2 separate regions of the Homo sapiens genome follow, and region 2 is linked to region 1. A link is a contact called in ENCODE Hi-C or POLR2A ChIA-PET data. All regions are on one chromosome and are shown on one strand. The core of a region is the stretch at or near the end of the contact, and the rest is flanking DNA. Distances in the headings are between cores, read along the strand shown.

The links. A loop is a pair of places that touch in the nucleus more often than their neighbours do. ChIA-PET counts read pairs that join two places held with the same protein, here RNA polymerase II (POLR2A). Pooled maps may share reads with other maps.
Region 2: a pooled map shows a loop between it and region 1 (3-fold over the local background). The contact joins two enhancer-like sites. A Hi-C loop is called at or near these places in 8 of 168 maps with a recorded cell type or tissue (B cell, CD4-positive, alpha-beta memory T cell, CD8-positive, alpha-beta T cell and 4 more), 18 of 37 single-sample maps with no recorded cell type and 21 of 50 pooled maps. POLR2A ChIA-PET finds 5 or more read pairs at or near these places in 25 of 52 experiments (A549, CD4-positive, alpha-beta T cell, CD4-positive, alpha-beta memory T cell and 21 more).

What each region holds. Positions count from the first base shown.
Region 1 is chr6:53,320,649-53,324,722 of GRCh38, forward strand. All of the region lies in intron 1 of ELOVL5 (ELOVL fatty acid elongase 5), which reads right to left. Among named protein-coding and RNA genes, the nearest start is that of ELOVL5, 26 kb to the right of the region's middle. Within about 2 kb of position 1,977, at least 2 of the 41 ENCODE cell types and tissues checked have a DNase peak (open chromatin) inside an H3K27ac peak, as active enhancers do.
Region 2 is chr6:53,359,829-53,364,260 of GRCh38, forward strand. No RefSeq gene overlaps it. Among named protein-coding and RNA genes, the nearest start is that of ELOVL5, 13 kb to the left of the region's middle. RefSeq lists enhancers at 1-43, 44-551. Within about 2 kb of position 1,848, at least 13 of the 41 ENCODE cell types and tissues checked have a DNase peak (open chromatin) inside an H3K27ac peak, as active enhancers do.

The sequences.
Region 1 (4,074 bases), core at 727-3,226:
TCTAGTGTCTTTTCTACTATGCTAGGACATAGCATAGTAGAAAAGGCTTCCTTCCACAGAATATCAGGCCCCACCTCTTACTAGTCCCACCCAATCATATATTGAATTGCAGGCAGCCTTAAAAAGTTCTTAGGACTGAAAAAACAAACCATCTCTAGTATTCGCTGTAATTACCAGAAATTAACTCCTTAGAAACCGGCTTATTATCCCAATGTTTATTTTTTTTAAATGACTGAAAATATGCACTTTAAAAACAGGATTCTTGAATTCATTTAAACTACTGTCTTGCAGTAAGGTGGCCAGAAGGATCACCTCTCCTTATTTATGTATATGGAGACCCATGAGAAAAATAGGGAAAGAGCAATTACAATGGCAACAGCCAACTGAATCCTTCCACCCACTGGATTCTTTGATGAACTGCTGCAGAAGCTCATCCATGCTTGTGATAATCACCAGACAAGAGATCCCTGCCTTCTTCCTTACGTAAGATGTTCTGTTGGGTATGAAGCAAGAGGTCATACTCGCAATTGACAGCCCATGCCATACCAAAGAGTATGTGTACTGCAGAGACATTTCCAAATAACGTTACCTGTGACAAAAGGGTTAAATCCCACAAGCAGGGTCAGTCCTGCAGACATCATGCGCATCACCATCCACGGTTCTGCATTTGGATCATTTACCTGCATGAAGGCTGCCAGCAATCATTTTCATGAACCTAATTTGACTTCTGAAGCAACATTTATATAAACACTTTTACGTATTCCTCTAATATTAGACATTTAATGTTTCCAAGTTTTCACTATTTTCAAATAATATTGCAATAAACATCTTTACACATAAAACTTTAGCTGTATATTAAAGTATTTCCATGGGTGAGACTCCCAGAAATTGGCCAATTAGGTCGAAGAGTCTTAGAATGCATTGAAAAATTCCTTTTCAAAACATTTTTATGTATTAATGTTCCCACTTGCAAGGTCTATGTAAACAGCCTTTATAACTGCAACCATTGCCATAACTGGACAATCTCATGAAGAAAAAAATTCTTCATTAATTTAGTCTAATGTAAAACACTATACTAGTATGTCAGAAATATAAATCATACCGAAATTCCAACAGCTGAATAAATAAACACTAAATATATACACTGAAAATTTGTGTAAAGAGCCATTTCGGCTAACACTGGTAAGAGAAAAGTGAAATGGCAAATGCTGTGTGTGCTCTGCTTGCCTAAGGATTAATTTGTGAACATAAGCTGGTATTTGTTAACAGGTCACCCATGTTAGGAGCCTTTCTTTCTCTCAGGTTATTAGTACACAGTAAATAGAACTGTCTGCATTCCACAAAAACTCCCCCTCAAACCAAGGAGCTAAGTCTAGTTACCAATTTTTAAAACCTCTAAGAAGTATTATGCTTCACATAAACAACAGCAATCCTTGAGAACAAGTATGGATTTTAAAAAGCACAGTTCAAGCATTTGTTAAATATCTATTCTGTCTGGGGACATGGACTGTCATTTAAAAAACTGAATCTACAAACCCATCCACAGCTTTACAGGAACCCCGTAAACAAGGGAAAATTCACTTCTGGTGAGAGAGGCACAAAACTACCTTTAAAAAAGCCAAATTTTTAAAGTATTTAAGAACTTGAAGTAAGAAGACTCTTCCAGTTGTTTTTTTAATTATATATACAACGTTTCGCAGAAGACAGGCTATTTTTGCTAATCAGTAGCTGAGTCAGCCAAATTTGGTTTATGTTATTAGTATTACTGTCAATAAAGCAGTATAAAACAGCTTGACTTTTCCAATCCCATGCGGAGGCACTAAGTGAGCAGTTGGAAAAATATTTTTACTTGCTCACAGAGAGATTTCATACTCATGTCACAGGACACAAATGAGAAACCCCAAAGACTCCTCTTGCCTGCACTTTTCGGCTCAATCACCACACCTAGAATAAACAAACAGCATAAAACACAACAGCTTCCATTTAGAATCAACCAACTCCTACCTGGGCATTAAAATCCTCACGAGGACAACCAGCCCACTATCTGGGAATTATGTCACACTGAAAAAGAAGACTCCACCAGCAAAACATTGGTCAAGTACTAAGATAAGCTATCCAAGGTTTAACAGGAAATGGCATTAACTCTGGCCTAATTTGTTACAGCATCAAACAAAGCTTGCATCATTACAGATTGCAATGCTTCACTAATGAGTTAAGAGGATTTCATTATGAAACCATAATATTCTTCCTTTATTGAGTCCCTTGCTTCAGGATCATAACACCATTAAAAACAGAAAACACACCAAGGATAATAATCATAGTAGCTAACATTGAACACTTAATGTGTGCTAAGCATCGTACCACGCACTTCACATGCACTATTTAATTTAATCTTCTCAGTAAGTTCAGTTACCGAGCCTGCACTTGTTGGAAAATGGGATTCAAACCCTGAATGTTGGCTCCACAACCTGCACTTTTAACTGTCAATCATATTAAGATTAAATTTAACTGTCAGGAAAATAGAAAAATGCATCAAACTAGCAACCTACAGATACCTGTAACACACTACTGGGTCCCAAGTAGTAGTCTAAGATTTAGGTGAGGAACAGTTTATGTCCAAGACAATCTAACACCAAGACAATGGTGTAAAATATAGAATGTCAGTGAGTCAATGGTTACATTAATTACAACGTTTATGTGACACTTAATTTGGTTTTTCTTCCCCATTCAAATGAATCATCAGATTTTGGCATCCTAGGAACAGGATAAACGTGGTCATATTAATTCTCAGGTAAGGAGGCCTGCCTAGACATGACATAAAAGCAAATACAGTGATAACATGATCTCAGTGAAGCTATGACTAAAAAAGTCTCAAATAGAAACTTCATGGAATGAGAAATGGCTCTACCACGTCCAATACTAGCCAGCTTTTTTTTTTTTTTTTTTTTTTTGAGACGGAGTTTTGCTCTTGTTGCCCAGGCTGAAATGCAGTGGCGTGATCTCGGCTCACCGCAACCTCCGCCTCCCGAGTTCAAGCGATTCTCCTGCCTCAGCCTCCCGAGTAGCTGGGATTACAGGTGCCCATCACCACACCTGGTTAATTTTTGTATTTTTAGTAGAGACAGGGTTTCTCCATGTTGGTCAGGCTGGTCTCGAACTCCCGACCATCTGACCGACCATCGGGCCATGCCCGACCATTACGGGCATGGGCCACCGCACCCGGCCCAATATTAGTCAGTTTCTAAAGCCAGGATAAGTAACAAGCTTTTCCCATATCCCTTTTAAAATACGGATATGCAGAATTTAAGGAAATCAGTTATGGGTCGGGTGCAGTGGCTCATGCCTGTTAATCCTAGCACTTTGGGAGACTGAGGCAGGCTGATCAATTGAGGTCAGGAGTTCAAGACCAGCCTGGTCAACATAGTGAAACCATGTCTCTATTAAAAATACAAAAACTAGCCCGGCATGGTGGCACACGCTTGTAATCCCAGCTACTCAGGAGGCTGAAGCAGGAGAAGTGCTTTAACTTGGAAGGCGGAGGTTGCAGTGAGCTGAGATTGTGCTACTGCACTCCAGCCTGGGAGACAGAACGAGACTCTACCTCAAAAAAAAAAAAAAAAAAAAAAAGAAAAAAAAGAAAAGAAAAACAGTTACAGATCTCTATCTATGGATATTGATTACATAAGTTTATATAACTAAAAGTAACATTTAAAAACATGGATTAAGTAGAGTTAAAAGAATTGGGGACCAGGCACAGTGGCTCACAGCTGTAATCCCAACACTTTGGGAGGCCAAGACAGGCAGATCGTTTGAGCCCAGGAGTTTGAGACCAGCCTGGGCAACATGGAGAAACCCCACCTCTACAAAAAATAGGAAAATTAGCTGGGTGTGGTGGTGTGTGCCTGTGGTCCCAGCTACTCTGGAGGCTGAGGCAGGAGGATGGCTTGAACCCATGAGGTGAGGTTGCAGTGAGCCAAGATGGCACCACTGCATTCCAGCCTGGTGACAAGAGGGAGATCCTGTCAAAAAAAAAAAAAAAAAAAGGAAAAGAAATAGAATCAGGAAGGAGGGCAG
Region 2 (4,432 bases), core at 598-3,097, 39 kb after region 1:
GAGTCCCGAGACGCGCGAGTGGGTGGAACCGCGTGGGGCGGGAGAAGAGGGGGAGATTAGGCAGCAAGAAAATGGTCCCCGTGGGCAGTTCAGCCTAAACCTGGAGCTGGGGAAGGGCCTCTGGAGAGAAGCCTTAAATCGTTACTCATCTTTCACAGTCTTTTATAATCGTGAATGAGCCCTCCGTTGTAGACTGTTAATGCGTGTCCAGGATGCCCGAGAGTGGGGGTAAAACAATAAAAGACTCCTCCTGTTGTGATTAAAATTATATTTGCTTTTTGTATCCTCCTAAGTTCCATGATATTGAAAATGTGTCTTGTTATATTTCATAAATGAGCTTTTAAAAAACTTCTGAGATATCTTCCAAAAAGTATCACTCACCAGGGAAGAAAAGAAGAGGAAACCTAGTGGCTTTTCTGTTGACGCCAAAGGTTACTCCCTCTGCCTCACCATAAAAAAAAAAAAAAAAAAAAAAAAAAACAAACCCCAAAAAAACAAAAAACAAGAAAAAGCACAGAAAGCAGTTTGGCTTGCTTGTAAAGTCTTGGTAGATATTTCTGCTTATCATTTAATCCTTTTAACAAGTCTGTAGGAATAGATGGGTATTACCACCAGTTGTAGATGTTGAAACAGGCTGAGATTCATCTGGCCAAGGTCATACATAGTTTGTAAGTGACAAAGTGTGGGCCTCTCACCGGTAGACGGTCGTGACTGCAATTGTCCAGGTTCTTGACATTTTGAACAAAGAATTGAACAAAAGGCCCAGCAAAGCAAAGAAAGAATGAAGCAACGAAAGAACGAAAGCAGGGATTTATTGAAAACGAAAGTACACTCCACAGTGTAGGAGCTACCAGGGCAGAGGCTCAAGGACCTGGATACAGAATCTGCCTGGGTTCAAATACCCTCTAGAGGTTTGTTTCCCTTTGGCCACTTCATGCTCACCTCATGTAAATGAAGTGGTAGCCCGCAATCAGTCTGATTGGTTGTAGACAACCATTCAGAGGCTGGAGTGAAATTACAAAGTTGCAAAGGAAGACTGGACCCGCAATCGGTCTGATTTGTTGCTAACTCCCAATTTTCCAACTGCCTGGCAGAAAATGTCAAGGGGAGTAGCCTCTGATCCTCTTGTTACTTCGGGGTGGAAAGTTAGGGTTTTCTTTTCTTTTCTTTCTTTTTTTTTTTTTTTTTTTTTTGGACGAAAGTCTTGGTCTGTCACCCAAGCTGGAGTGCAGTGGTACAATCCCAGCTCACTGCAACCTCCGCCTCCCAGGTTCCAGTGATTCTCCTGCCTCAGCCTCCCGAGCAGCTGGGACTACAGGCGCGCGCCACCACTCCATGCTAATTTTTGTATTTTCAGTAGAGACGGGGTTTCACTATGTTGGCCAGGATGGTCTCAAACTCCTGCCCTCGTGATGCACCCGCCTTGGCCTCCCAAAGTGCTGGGATTACAGGCGTGATCCACTGCGCCCCGCCTCCTAATTTAGTTCTAGGAAGTTGGTGTGAAACAGCTTTAGGTTCCCTGCCTCCAGATCCTATTCTCCTGCCTCAGGCCCTTTCCATACTTCTCTCCCTTACATCATGAAATTTCAATCCACAATAAATGGAAGGTGAAAAGGAATCTGATGATTTTGGAGTCCTTAGCTAAAAACTGCATCTAGCCGAGTACTAGCACCTCTTGGAGATGAGTTGTGTTTTTTGAGAACTCTGTTAAGTACATAGTTTTCATGCCAGTATTATGAAAGGTAGAAGGAGAGTTCCTTGAGATTCTGAAGTGCCAGGTCACGTGAGTTGATGACTTTTGTAACCCTGGGCTGACCTGAAACAAAACAAGACCTCTTTCGGTTGCTAGGTATTGCCTGCAAGGATGCTGGAGGGCTGCCCAGGTCTTGTTCAGGGACTTCAGTCTTTGTGGCAAGCAGAGTACAGAGCCGTTGGATTAAAGACTGAGTTAATTAGGTCACAGGATGCTCTTTGATGGGGGGAAAGCAGCAAACTATGATGGGACTTTTAGCGCAATCTGGTTTAACAGATTAGCCAAGTGTATCTGCTCCATGCTGTAGGCACACAACAATGACTGAGAAATCTTTTCTGCCCACAGGAAAAGGTTACAGTTGGGGTAGGGTGCATCAGTGAGTCAAGTCTATGAATAACTAGTAAAGGAAGGCAGCACATAAAGTAACAATGCAAGTAAATACAAAGCAAGAATTATGGTGTATGCAATGAGTTTTGGCAGAGCAATTGAGGTCAAAATTAAAAGCAAAGAAAGGAGATCCCTTTAGGTTGCAAGTTGAGAATTTAGAACTTTTCTGCATCAAGCTGCCAGAGTGGCCTTTAAAAAGAAATGCCAATCCCAAATCCTTAAACAACCTTTAATAGCTTTCCCATTGCACTTGGTACAAAATCCCAAATCATCGCTATGGCCGAAAGACCTGCCTGAGGTGGGTCCTTGCTTACCTGCCCAGCCTCACTGGCACCACTCTCTACACTTGCACCATACTGTTCCTCTCTGTGAGTTTCTCTCATCTAGGCCTTTTACGCGTGCTGTTCCCTCTGCCCACTTTACCACCCTGCCCCACTTTTGTACCCCTTTATCCAGTTCATCTGTCCCTCCCATCTTGCCTTCAAATTACTTCCTCTTGTGTCCGCAATTGGTGGGTTCTTGGTCTCCCTGACTTCAAGAATGAAGCCGCGGACCCTCAAGGTGAGTGTTAGAGTTCTTAAAGATGCCGTGTCTGGAGTTTGTGCCTTCAGATGTTCAGATGCATCTGGAGTTTCTTCCTTCTGGTGGGTTCGTGGTCTCGCTGACTTCAGGAGTGAAGCTGCAGACCTTCCCAGTGAGTGTTACAGCTCTTAAAGGCCTCACGTCCGGAGTTGTTCGTCCCATCTGGTGGGTTCGTGTTCTCGCTGGCTTCAGGAGTGAAGCTGCAGACCTTCGCGGTAAGTGTTACCGCTCATAAAGGCTGCTCAGACCCAAAGACTGAGCAGCTCCAAGATGTATCCCGAAGAGCGAAAGAACAAAGCTTCCACAGCCTGGAAGGGGACCTATCTGACCCCACACACATCTTGCTGATTGGTCCATTTTACAGAGAGCTGATTGGCCCATTTTGACAGGGTGCTGATTGGTGCATTTAGGAACCTTGAGCTAGACACAGAAGTTCTCCAAGTCCCCATTAGATTAGCTAGACACAGAGCACTGATTAGTGCATTTACAAACCTAATTTAGCAAGACATAGAGTGCTGATTGGTGCGCTTACAATCCCTGAGCTAGACACAGAGTGCTGATTGGTGCATTTGCAATTCTCTAGCTAGACATAAAAGTTCTCCAAGTCCCCACCAGATTAGCTAGATACAGAGTGCTGATTGGTGCATTTACAATCCTCTAGCTAGACATAAAAGTTCTCCAAGTCCCCACCAGATTAGCTAGACACAGAGTGCTGATTGGTGCATCCACAAACCCCGGAACTAGACACAGAGTGCTGACTGGCACATACAGAATCCTCCAGCTAGACATAAAAGTTCTCCAAGTCTCTACCCGACTCAGGAACCCAGCTGGCTTCCCCAGTGGATCCTGTGCCAGGGCCACGGGCAGAGCTGCCTGCCGGTCCTTTGCGGGGCGCCTGCACTCCTCAGCCCTTGGGCGGTCGATGGGACCGGGTACCACGGAGCAAGGGGCAGCGCTCATCAGGGAGGCTAAGGCCCAGTGGGAGCCCACCAGGCGGGCGGGGGGGCGTGGCTCCGCCATGGCGGGCTGCAGGTCCCCAACCCTGCCCCATGGGGAGGTGGCTGAGGCCTGGTGAGAATTCGAGCGTGGTGCCGGCGGGCCGGCAGTGCTGGGGGACCTGGTGCCCCCACCGCAGCTGCTGGCCAGGGTGCTAAGCCCCTCACTGCCAGGGCCTGCCGTGGCCGGCAGCTCCCAGTGTGGGGCGCACCCAGCCTGCGCCCACTGGGAACTCGCACTGGCCTGCGAGCGCTGTGCGCAGCCCTGGTTCCCGCCTGTGCCTCTCCCTCCACACCTCCCGGCAAGCAGAGGGAGTCAGCTCCGGCCTTGGCCGGCCTAGAGAGGGGCTCCCACAGTGCAGTGGCAGGCTGAAGGGCTCCTCAAGCATGGCCAGTGCTGACGCCAAGGCCGAGGAGGTGCTGAGAGCAAGCAAGGGCTGCTAGCACGTTGTCACCTTTCACTCTGAGAAGCTTCCCTTGGAAATAAGGTCCACTATCATCAGATTCTTTACTTTGTTCCCCATGTACTTATCGAAATTTTTAAGATACTGTTATTTGCGTGATTGTTGATTACCTCTTTAAATCCACCTGTTCCATAATGACACTCTTTCGCCATAGGGCATATAACAATTTGTAATATATATTTATTTATACAGTTGTCTGTGTTTATGTCTGCTGGCCCCACCTGTTTTTAGGCTCTATGCAGACATCATTT